Regions from separate parts of the Homo sapiens genome. Here region 2 is linked to region 1. A link is a loop called in an ENCODE intact Hi-C map of the cell type or tissue named here. Cell type or tissue: psoas muscle. All regions are shown on one strand. Each heading gives the region's core, and the rest is flanking DNA. Links, peaks and the distances in the headings are about the cores only. Region 1 overlaps USP25 (ubiquitin specific peptidase 25). Region 2 overlaps USP25 (ubiquitin specific peptidase 25).

Region 1 (5,379 bases), core at 141-5,140:
TATAGGTTTAGATCAGTTTCGTATAATATGGTTTTTATGGACTGTCTTAATTATCTGTAGTGCTTGCTAAAAGTGCAGACTTCTGTGCCTCACCCTAGACGTATTGTTTCAAGATGTTGAGGGTTGGGCTAAAGCCTGCTTAATAAGAATCGCAGATTATTCTTCTGCACTTAATGTTTGAGGATCACTGGTTGAAGTTAATTAGTATTCTTAAAGGTAAAAGTGCCTTGAGCACTGTGTAAATTGACTGCAGGGGTCCTTTAGGGATTGAATTATCACAATACACCAAATTTAATATGGAAGCAGGGTCTTTGAACGGACATTGTTTTTTTTTGTTTCAGGTGTTTCTCTCCATCAGTGCAGCAACATGTTTCCTTGTAGAGGAGCTGTCTCCTCCCTCAGGCTTTTCTGGCCAACATCTCTATGGAAACCCAAAGCTTCAGGTGGCTAGGTGGGATACTTGCCCCTCTTACTCCTGGAGGCACAAATAAGTTGAATCGATGGATTAAGGAGTTGGAAAGTGATTGTACATGCTAAAGTTGTAATCTTCCTGTTTCTTTCTGGCTGTTTTTTTTTTTTTTTTTTTTTTTTTTTTTTTTTGGTATGTGCGTGTGTATTTGTGTATGAATAATTCCTATAGGATTTTTTTGTGGGGGCTAACCATAGCATATGAAAACTTATGTACAACTTAAATATATTAAGATTAGTATTCTTTGTACAATTTTAGACATGAAATAGAATATCTTATTGTCCTGGAAATTTCCTTTGTTCCTCATTCATACTGTCCCTCTTTTCTACACCACCCCCCACCCCCACACTACTGCTATCTTGACTTTTTTCAAGTTAATGTTATCGTGGTATGATTTACACTGAAAGTGTGTAATTTGATGAATTTGGCCATACAGAACATTTCTGTCACTCCACAAAATTTGTCCTGTATCACCTTTCTCATTAATTATCAACACCGTCATTATTTCAGGCAACTGTTGATCTGATTTTTATTACTGTAGATCAGTTTTGGCTGTTCTGGGTCTTCACATCGATTTGTTTATACCAAATTTTTTTTTTTTCTCGCATCTGACTGCTTTTGCTCAGCAAAAAGCTTTTGAGATTCACCCATGTTTTATTGCATGTATCAATATGTTTCTTTTTACTATGGAGTAATATTATATAAATATTCTCACATCTGTGTATTCATGTACCTTTTGATGTACTTTTTTTTTTTTTTCCAGTTTTTTGACCCATATATAATGTTATGTGTACATTTGTAAGCAGGTCTTTGAGACGTATTTCTATTTCTCTTGGGCAAATACATAGGTGTAGAATTGTTATAGTACTAAATTGTTATCCAAATTGATTGTATCATTGTACATTCTCATTAGCAATATAGGAGAATTTCAGGTGGTCTACATTTTTGCCAACACCTGGCATTTTTAATCTTTTATGTTTTAGCCATTTGGTGAATATGTGGTGTACCTCATTGTGGTAGTAATTGTATATTTCCCTAATGACTAATGATTTTGGATGTCTTTCAAGTGCTTGTTGGCCAGTTTGAGGATGATTTTTTTTAACATTGCTTCTCATACATTATCCAGTTTTAACACTCCTACACGATAGGAATCACAGTAGCTGCATTCTTCCAAGTCTTAAAATGGCAAAAATGTCAGAGATGTAGCTAAAGGTAGAACACTCCAGGACCAAGTGCTAATATGTTCACAAAACAAATTGAGATTGCACAATTTTTTTTGTTTGCTTGTTTAAACTAACACCTGATAAAAAGGTACATTGCTGAAAAATGGGAACTCATTTCTTCATCATGCCTCAAAGTAAATATTAAATTTATCTCTTTAACAATTAATTGCACACATACATGAGAAATCTTTATGATACATATTTTATTACACCGTGTACAAAAATAATTTCACATTTTAGTTGGGTTGGAAGTTTGAAAAGAACATAGTGCAGTTGCAGGGGTGGGATGAACTGTGGTGAGGTAAGTAAATTGGACAGAAATTGGGCAGAAAGATACTTCCTTTTTTTTTTTTTTTAACAGTTTTTTATCTGTCTGAAGACAGGGAAGAAGAGGAATCTGAATTGGAAAACCCCCACTATATCTGTTGGGTTTTTGTTGTTGCTGTTCAGTCTGGAAATGGGTGGTGTGTGGTGAGAGGTCATTAGGTCATCAGGGCAGAATTGTTTGCAGAGCTGGGAGCTACATCCTCACGGAAGTGGGATAGATGTGCTGGGGAGGGGTGTGCAGAGAGGAGCCAGGAATGATGTACCATTAGTGGCCAGGGCTTGTTATGGTAACACCAATGTTGAAACCAACTGTGCATTCACATATACAAAAGTTTTGTGTCTTAATTCATGCCAGAATACATGCATAATCAAATGTCTCAGTTAAGGTGGAGCTACAGAAACACTGGGCTGAATGAAGTTCTGGGGTTTTCTTTGTCTTCGTGTGAGGCCTCTGGGCTGGGTCTGGGTGTCTGATCAAGAATGCCCTGAAGTTTTCCCATGGGGCTTTGGAGAACGGCTTTGGAGCTGGGCAGAGCTGAGGATGAGCACAGAAGAAAGGAAACGAGAAATGGTCCACTACCTGAGGTTTAAAATCCTCAATTTTTGGAGGGAAGAAGTGACACAAGATTTTATCGGTGCCACTTCACCAGCAAGAAACCTCTAAGGCCAGCAGTGCCTCTGCCCAGGCTTTGCTTACACTCACTGGGCTCGCTCTGCCTGCTCGGCCCAGCAGGGTGCTCTCAGCTGATCCCCAGCCCAGATCCCACGACCACTGCCACTCCGTGCTCAGCCCATGGCGGGACTGGGTATACCGCATGTGGCTTCCACAGCTGGACTCCAGCATTCAGATGAGGGGAACGTGGTGGAACCCAGAAACTCGGAGACGGCAGCAACCGTGGAGCCCCAAGGGGGTGTCATAGCTTCTGCCTGGGGAGTCCCGAGGTCTGAGCCACCAGGGAATGCCACAGCCCTCTCTTGTTCCTGCCGCTCACAGCTCCCTGAATGGGGGTGTGTTAGAGCTTGTTTATTCCTGCTGCGCATGGCTTTGTGAATGGGGGTGTATTATGGTTCTAGTTCGAGGGGTCCTGATGTTTGGGCCCCCAGAGGGGTCGCGGCTCATCACTCCCATATTCCAGCAATTGGGAGTGTGTAACAGCTCTTTTCATGCCCACTGCCCACAGCTCCAGGAGCCAGCCAGGTGCGTGTTACAGCCGTTCTTTGTTCCCACCGTTTGGCGAGTTCTGGGTTTTTGTCCAGTGACCAAGAATAATGAGGTACGTGGACACCAGAGAGTGAGGAAGGCAGAGAAGAATGTTATTGAGCAACAGAAAAGCTCTTGACAATGAGAGGGGACGTGAAGTGGATAGCCCTCTGTGTGAGGGGGCCCCAAAAGCTGGTAGCCATCTTTGCAGTTGAGTCCAGGGTTTTTTTAGGTTTGGAATGAGGAGATGTGGGCTGGAGGTAGCCTTGGAAAAGGCAACATTCAATTGGTTTAAAAGCATTATTCGGAAAGAACCAATTGGGAAAGAGTAGGCAAAAAGAAAAGTTTTCACTCCAGCTGTGGACTCTATCTATATCTAGAACAGGCAGCTTGGTAGGCTTTAAACTGTCTTTGGTTTGAAGGTCAGGTTTCACCAGGGACCTGTCCCTGCCTGCCTAGGAGTTGGTCTACTGTGGCGCCTGCCTAGGAATTGGTCTACTGTGGCGCCTGCCTAGGAATTTGTCTACTGTCCCTGCCTGCCTGGGAATTTGTCTACTGTGGCTATCAGAAACAGCTCTGCGCAGGCCTCCTGGGGTCAGTGGACACTCTCTTTACCAATTTTGGTAGCATCATGCAGATTTGCAGAACTGGCTTCTAGGCTTCTTCCCAAGTGAGGCAGGAATTGAAGTCACTTAGAACAGTGGAACTTACAGAACTGACAGTGTTTCCATTCTTGCTGGGTGGCGCCAGGAGGAGAGCACCAGTGTACCTGAGCATGTCGAACTGTAGCAGAGTAGCTGAAAGCAGCATATAAGATGACCCTGGTCAGCTCTGTGGTTTCTATGGTGTAAAGTGGGTAGGGGTTTCAGGCCTTTGGGGTTACAGAGATCAGAGCCACTCCCTCAGGTCATGGGGTCCTGTGCTAGGAGGTGTGGTCCTAGGGCTGTGTGAACATTGGTGGGGTTTGCCATTACTTTATTTTTGTCCATCTTGGTGTTGGCTTAGGCAAACCTTAGGGTCTGCGTTTTTTTGTTGTTGTTGTTATTTTTGAGACAAAGGTCTCACCGTGTCACCCAGGCTGGAGTGCAGTGGTGCAATCTGGCTCACTGCAACCTCTGCCTCCTGGGTTCAAGTGATTGTCATGCCTCAGCATCCCACATAGCTGGGACTACAGGTACACGCCACCAGGCCTGGCTAATTTTTATGACGGGGTTTTGCCATGTTGGCCAGGCTGGTCTTGAACTCCTGACCTCAAGTGATCTTCCTGTCTCGGCCTCCTAGGGTCTGCAGTTTTGTTGTTGTTGTTGTTTTGGGGCAGAGCTTCGTTCTTGTTGCCCAGGCTGGAGTGCAGTGGTGTGATCTCAGCTCACGGCAGCCCCCACCTCCCAGGTTCAAGCGATTCTCCTGCCCCAACCTCCTGAGTAGCTGGGACTACAGGTGCCTGCCACCACACCCGTCTAATTTTTGTATTTTTACTAGAGATGGGGTTTTCCATGTTGTCCAGGCGAGTCTTGAACTCCTGACCTCAGGTGATCCACCTGCCTCAGCCTCCCAAAGTGCTGGGATTACAGGCGTGAGCCACCGCACCCCGCCGGGTCTGCCGCTTTTGAATGAAAGTAAATGCTCTTCCAAGCATTTCTTGCATGAGCAGAAGAGTGTGTAGAATTCTCTCGGTTTGCTGTCTAAAGCAAGAGGGCTGACTGACCACTTTAGGGCCACGGCCTCCATCCCCGCCACTTCCCCTCCCTTCCCCTCCCTTCCCACTCCTTCTTTTCCTGAGTGCTGATGTTGTTCTGCCTTAAGCTTCTAAGCAGGGGCATCTTTTATGGTCGGGGGGAGGGAGGTGTGGGAGGCAGGCAGGGGATGTTGCAGGAGAGCTACTGATAACCCAGGGCCTCTGTCTTTTCCTTATTGACCATTTTTATGTCTTCTTTTTAACATGTTAAGATTATTTCCCAATTTCTTAGTTGGGTTATCTTCTTGCTGTTGAGTTGTAGGAATTCTTTATATTTTGGTTGTCTTTTATCATGTATATGTAATTACAAATACTTTCTCCCAATGTGTGGCTTGTATTTGCATTTTCTTAACAGTTTCTTTGAAGTTGAAGTATTTTAATATTGATTGTTTAATTTACTTTTATGGTTAGTACTTTAACCATT
Region 2 (5,379 bases), core at 259-5,258, 74 kb after region 1:
CCCAGGATAAACCCTTGAGATTTATCTGGGGTTTCCACTTTTACTTCTACCTCATTTCCTCTTGCTGCTGCCATGTAAGAAGTGCCTTTTGCCTCCTGCCATGATTCTGAGGCCTCCCCAGCCATGTGGAACTGTAAGTCCAATTAAACCTCTTTTTCTTCCCAGCCTTGCCTATGTCTTTATTAGCAGCTTGAGAATGGACTAATACAGTAAATTGGGTCCGGTAGAGTAGGACGTTGGTGAAAAGATACCTGAAAATGTGGAAGCAACTTTGGAGATAGGTAACAGGCAGAGGTTGGAACAGTTTGAAGGGCTCAGAAGAAGATAGGAAAATGTGGGAAAGTTTGGAACCTCCTAGAGATTTGTTGAATGGCTTTGACAAAAATGCTGATAGTGATATGAACAATAAGGTCCAGGCTGAGGTGGTCTCAGATGGAGATGAGGAACTTGTTGGGAACTGAAGCAAAGGTGACTCTTGTTATGTTTTAGCAAAGAGACTGGTGGCATTTTGCCTCTGCCCTAGAGATTTGTGGAACTTTGAACTTGAGAGAGATGATTTAAGATATCGGTGGAAGAAATTTCTAAGCAGCAAAGCATTCAAGAGATGACTTGGGAGCTATTAAAAGCATTCCATTTTGAAAGGGAAACAGAGCATAAAAGTTCAGAAAATTTGCAGCCTGATGATCCAGTAGAGCAGAAAACCCCATTTTTTGAGGAGAAATTCAAGTCGTGGCTGCAGAAATTTGTGTTAAGTAACAAGGAGCCAAATGTTAATCCCCAAGACAATAGGGAAAATGTCTCCAGGATATGTTATAGGTCTTCCTGGCAGCCCCTCCCATCATAGACCCAGAGAAGCCTAGGAGGAAAAAATAGTTTCGTGGGCTGCCCGTGGTACTCATGCTGTGTGCAGCCTAGGAACTTGGTGCCCTGTGTCTCAGCTGCTCCAGCTTTTGCTAGAAGGGGCCAAGGTGTAGCTCGGCCCATTGTTTCAGAGGGTGCAAGCCCCAAACCTTGGCACCTTCCACGTGGTGTTGAGCCTGCGGGTGCACAGAAGTCAAGAAGTGAGGTTTGGGCACCTCCACCTAGATTTCAGAAGATGTATAGAAATGCCTGGATGTCCAGGCAGAAGTTTGCTACAGAGTTGGGGTCCTCATGGACAACCTCTGCTAGGGCAGTACGGAAGAGAAATGTGGGGTTGGAGCCCACACAGAGAGTCCCTACTGGGGCACCACCTAGTGGAACTGTGAGAAGAAGGCCACTGTCCTCCAGACCCCAGAATGTTAGATCCACTGATAGCTTGCATTGTGTACCTGGAAAAGCTGCAGACACTCAACACCAACCCGTGAAAGCAGCCAGGAGGGAGGCTGTACCTTGCAAAGCCACAGGGGCGGAGCTGCCCAGGACCATGGGAACCTACCTCTTGCATCAGTGTGACCTGGATGTGAGAGCTGGCATCCAAGGAGAGCATTTCAGAGCCTTAAAATTTGACTGCCCTGTTGGATTTCAGACTGTAACCCCTTTGTTTTGGCCTGTTTCTCCCATGTGGAATGGCTGTATTTACCCAGTACCTGTACTCCAATTGTAACTCTTCTCAGGAAAAAAATCAGTCAGTGTTACAGTTTTTAGGTTCAGGTGAGAATCCTTACATAATCTTAATTTTAGTAGCCAAAAGGCCATGTTGAGGATCATTAATTTTCTCCCTTCTTATAGGGAGTAACTAGCTTGCTTTTGATATTACAGGCTTGTAGGCGGAAGGGACTTAACCTTGTCTTAGATGTGGTTTGGACTGTGGACTTTTGGGTTAATGCTAAAATGAGCTAAGACTTTGGGGGATTGTTGGGAAGACATGATTGGTTTTGAAATGTGAGGACATGAGATTTGGAGGGGCTAGGGCTGGAATGATGTGGTTCAGCTGTGTCCTGATGTAAATCTCAACTTGAATTATATCTCCCAGAGTTCCCACATGTTGTGGGAGGGACCCAGGCGGAGGTAACTGAATCATGGTGGGGCAGTCTTTCCTGTGCTATTCTCATGATATTGAATACATCTCATGAGATCTAATGAGTTTATCATGGGTTTCCACTTTTGCTTCTTCCTCATCTTCTCTTGCCTCTGCCATGTAAGAAGTGCCTTTTGCCTCCCGCCACGATTCTGAGGGCTTCCCAGCCATGTGGAACTGTAGTTCCAATTAATCCTCTTTTTCTTCCCAGTTTGGGATGTGTCTTTATCAGCAGCGTGATAATGGACTAATACACTTTCCATATTGAATTCTTACCAGTTGTTAATGCTGATGACTCTTAACCTCTTCTTCCTCCTTTTTCCTATTCTTTCCTTAAAAACACATTTCTCTGGCTTTTGTAACACCATATTCTTGTGGCTTTTTTCCTGCCTCAGTGGGTACTTCTAAGAAAAGTTGTATTTATAGTCTCTTTTTGCATATAAAGGTAGCAGAACCTTAGGACTTTGTTTAGGCCCATTTCTTCTTCCTGTCCCATCCCCTAGGCATCTCATTCAGTGCCTTAATTTCCTGCTGTCAATAAGCCAGCAATTCTATCTTTATTCCAGAATGTTAATCTTAGTTACAGATTCATATTCAACTGTCTTCTCAAATTGAAATCTCATGGATCATAATGAACCAGTGATTTCCACTGCTACCTCAAAACTAAAGAAAAAAAAAATCCTGTGTTCTTACTTAAGTGGTGCCATTTTCAGTCCATAATCTGCCAGGCATGATGGTTCATGCCTGTAATCCCAGCACTTTGGGAGGCTGAGGCAGGTGGATCACTTGAGGTCAGGAGTTCGAGACCAGCCTGGCCAACATGGTGAAACCCCACCTCTACTGAAAATACAAAAATTAGTCGGGTGTGGTGGTGGGCGCCTGTAATCCCAGCTACTAGAGACGCTGAGGCAAGAGAATTGCTGGAACTCAGGAGGCGGAGTTTGCAGTGAGCCGAGATCACACCACTGAGCTCCAGACTGGGTGACAGAGCGAGACTCTGTCTCAATAAAAAATAAAATGTCATCATCATCATCATCTAGTTGTTCAAAAAAAAAAAAATAGTAATCATTATCATCATCTAGTTGTTCATGCCAGAATTCTGTTATTCTTGATATTTTCCTTCTTACCTATCTCTTATCCTGCTCAGTCAAGTCCTGTTGGTGCCCTTCCTTGCATATATGTATAAATGTATATGTATGTAATTTTATCTCTTTTCTGTATTTTTACTTTTAACAACCTTCATCCATGCTACCTTTATTTCTGGATAGATTCTGCAATAGTCTTTTAACAGATGACCACCCACTTCACACAGGGACTTTAAAGGTGTTTCAGAGACATAAACCTGAGCCTGTTATTCTTAGATTTAACCATTCAGTGACTGTATTAGTCCATTTACATGCTGCTGATAAAGACATACCCGAGACCGGGCAATTTGCAAAAGAAAGAGGTTTAATGGACTCACAGTTTTACATGGCTGGGGAGGCCTAACAATCATGGGCTGGGGAGGCCTAACATGGCAGAAGGTGAAGGGCATGTCTCACTTGGTGGCAGACAAGAGAAGAGAACAAGAGCCAAGCCAAAGGGGAAACCCCTTATAAAACCATCACATCTCATGAGGCATATTCACTACCACGAGAACGGTATGGGGGAAACCGCCCCCATGATTGAATTATCTCCTGCTGAATCCCTCCCACAATACAGGAGAATTATGGGAGCTACAATTTAAGATGAGATTTGAGTGGGGACACAGCCAAACCGTATCAGTGACTTTGCATTATACCCAGAATGTGGTGGGGAAAAAAATTCTTAATAGGACCACAAGACCTTGTAGATTTTAACTCACTGCCTGACTTTTCATTGTAATCTCTCCCTTGGTTCCCCAAGCTACACTAACCTCCTGTTAGTTCCTAAACATATCAACTTCTTTACTGCCTTAAAGTCTTCATCATGCTGTTCCATGGCCAAGAATACTCTATAGTCCCCCAGCACTCTGGCATGGCTAACTCCCACTCATTATTCAAGTCTGAGCTTAAATGTCCTTTGCCATGGAGGTCTTCCCTGCTCTCCCCACCACCTCCAAGACTAAGCTCCCATTTTTATACCTCTCACATAATTCTGTCTCATCACAACTTTCTTTTTATAACAATTGTAATATAATTATTTGTAATTATTTGTTTATAAATATATGTGAAGTTAATGGGTATAATGTTTTTTAAATGAGGCTGAGAATTTTCTCAGCTCAGGGACCATATCTCTCTTGTTCACTGCTGTATATATTCCCAGTGTTCAGTACAGTATCTTGCCCTTAGAAAATGCTTCTTGCGAGAAAAAATATACATACATATGTGTGTATATAATTACATATATGTGGATGTGTAATATCTATGGCTGGGTATAAATGTACATTTGCACATGTGTATAAACCAACAGGAAAATTAACACTAACACTTCTCAGGAATGAAATCAGTCAGTGTTACAATTTTCAGGTTCAGGTGAGAATCCTTACGTACTCTTAATTTTAGTAGCCAGAAGGCCATATTGAGTATTATTAATTTTCTCCCTTCTTATAGGTAAAAAATTTGAAAACACTGAAATGTTTGGTCAGTACCCACTTCAGGTCAATGGGTTCAAAGATCTGCATGAGTGCCTAGAAGCTGCAATGATTGAAGGAGAAATTGAGTCTTTACATTCAGAGAATTCAGGAAAATCAGGCCAAGAGGTGAGTTTAACATTTTCATTGTCCCCTTTCTTCCCTAGGTCTTTCTTACAATGCTATAGCACAATGTAAGGTTCTAATTATAGAGCTACCTAATAATTGAGAGAGAATACTCAGAGAGTATGTTTGGATTTAATTGGTAATTTAGACATTCAGGAGACCTGTCCAGTCAATATGGCCTATAATCTATGTCAAATTCTCACTTAAATAATTTATCTCAGAATTTTAAAATCTTAGGACATTGTTCAGTCTTTTTAGACCTTTCAATCAAGGTACCAGCCATTAGCAGCATGCTAGTTCCTCGATATAAAGAAGAAAAATCCTGATATTACAGTGGATTTTAAAACAGATATATGCTACTTATATCAACTGTTATTGGAATTTGTCCACGATGCCCAGATTCCTTTTCTTGTAAAATTGCTATGTGATTGCATAAGGTCAGATGGAAGAACTTCCCTTCTCAAGGAAGAAATCATTTTTATAAAATATTGTTAACTTATATGTCTACCTCAACTAGTTTCTTTCTTTCCAGCCATCTCTGTTTCTTTATCCATCTCTGTAGCTGCATCTGTGTAGCCATTCATCCATGCATTCATCTGTCAGGGAGTTTTGGCACTGTAATAGTAAGCAAAGGACATACGTGCTTCCCCAATCAGTTACTGTT

What was found. Hi-C counts contacts between places; a loop is a spot of excess contacts. Peaks named below come from ENCODE experiments on the same cell type or tissue, not always from the same donor. Only the 100,000 strongest peaks of a DNase experiment are listed, where the experiment ranks them.
Region 2: a loop joins it to region 1, with 2.7 times the contacts of the local background. A loop is called at or near these places in 46 of 110 quality-filtered maps.

The regions. Positions count from the first base shown.
Region 1 is chr21:15,740,075-15,745,453 of GRCh38, forward strand. The region is part of intron 1 of USP25 (ubiquitin specific peptidase 25); the gene reads left to right. It also overlaps the pseudogene RBPMSLP. Among named protein-coding and RNA genes, the nearest start is that of USP25, 13 kb to the left of the region's middle. RefSeq lists an enhancer at 2,233-2,877. In psoas muscle, for the core only: no CTCF peak of the experiment used is centred there; no DNase peak of the experiment used is centred there.
Region 2 is chr21:15,814,129-15,819,507 of GRCh38, forward strand. It overlaps USP25 (ubiquitin specific peptidase 25), which reads left to right. Exons shown (of 26, transcript NM_001283041.3): 10 at 4,570-4,718. Among named protein-coding and RNA genes, the nearest start is that of USP25, 87 kb to the left of the region's middle. In psoas muscle, for the core only: no CTCF peak of the experiment used is centred there; no DNase peak of the experiment used is centred there; H3K27ac peaks cover 1,247 bases.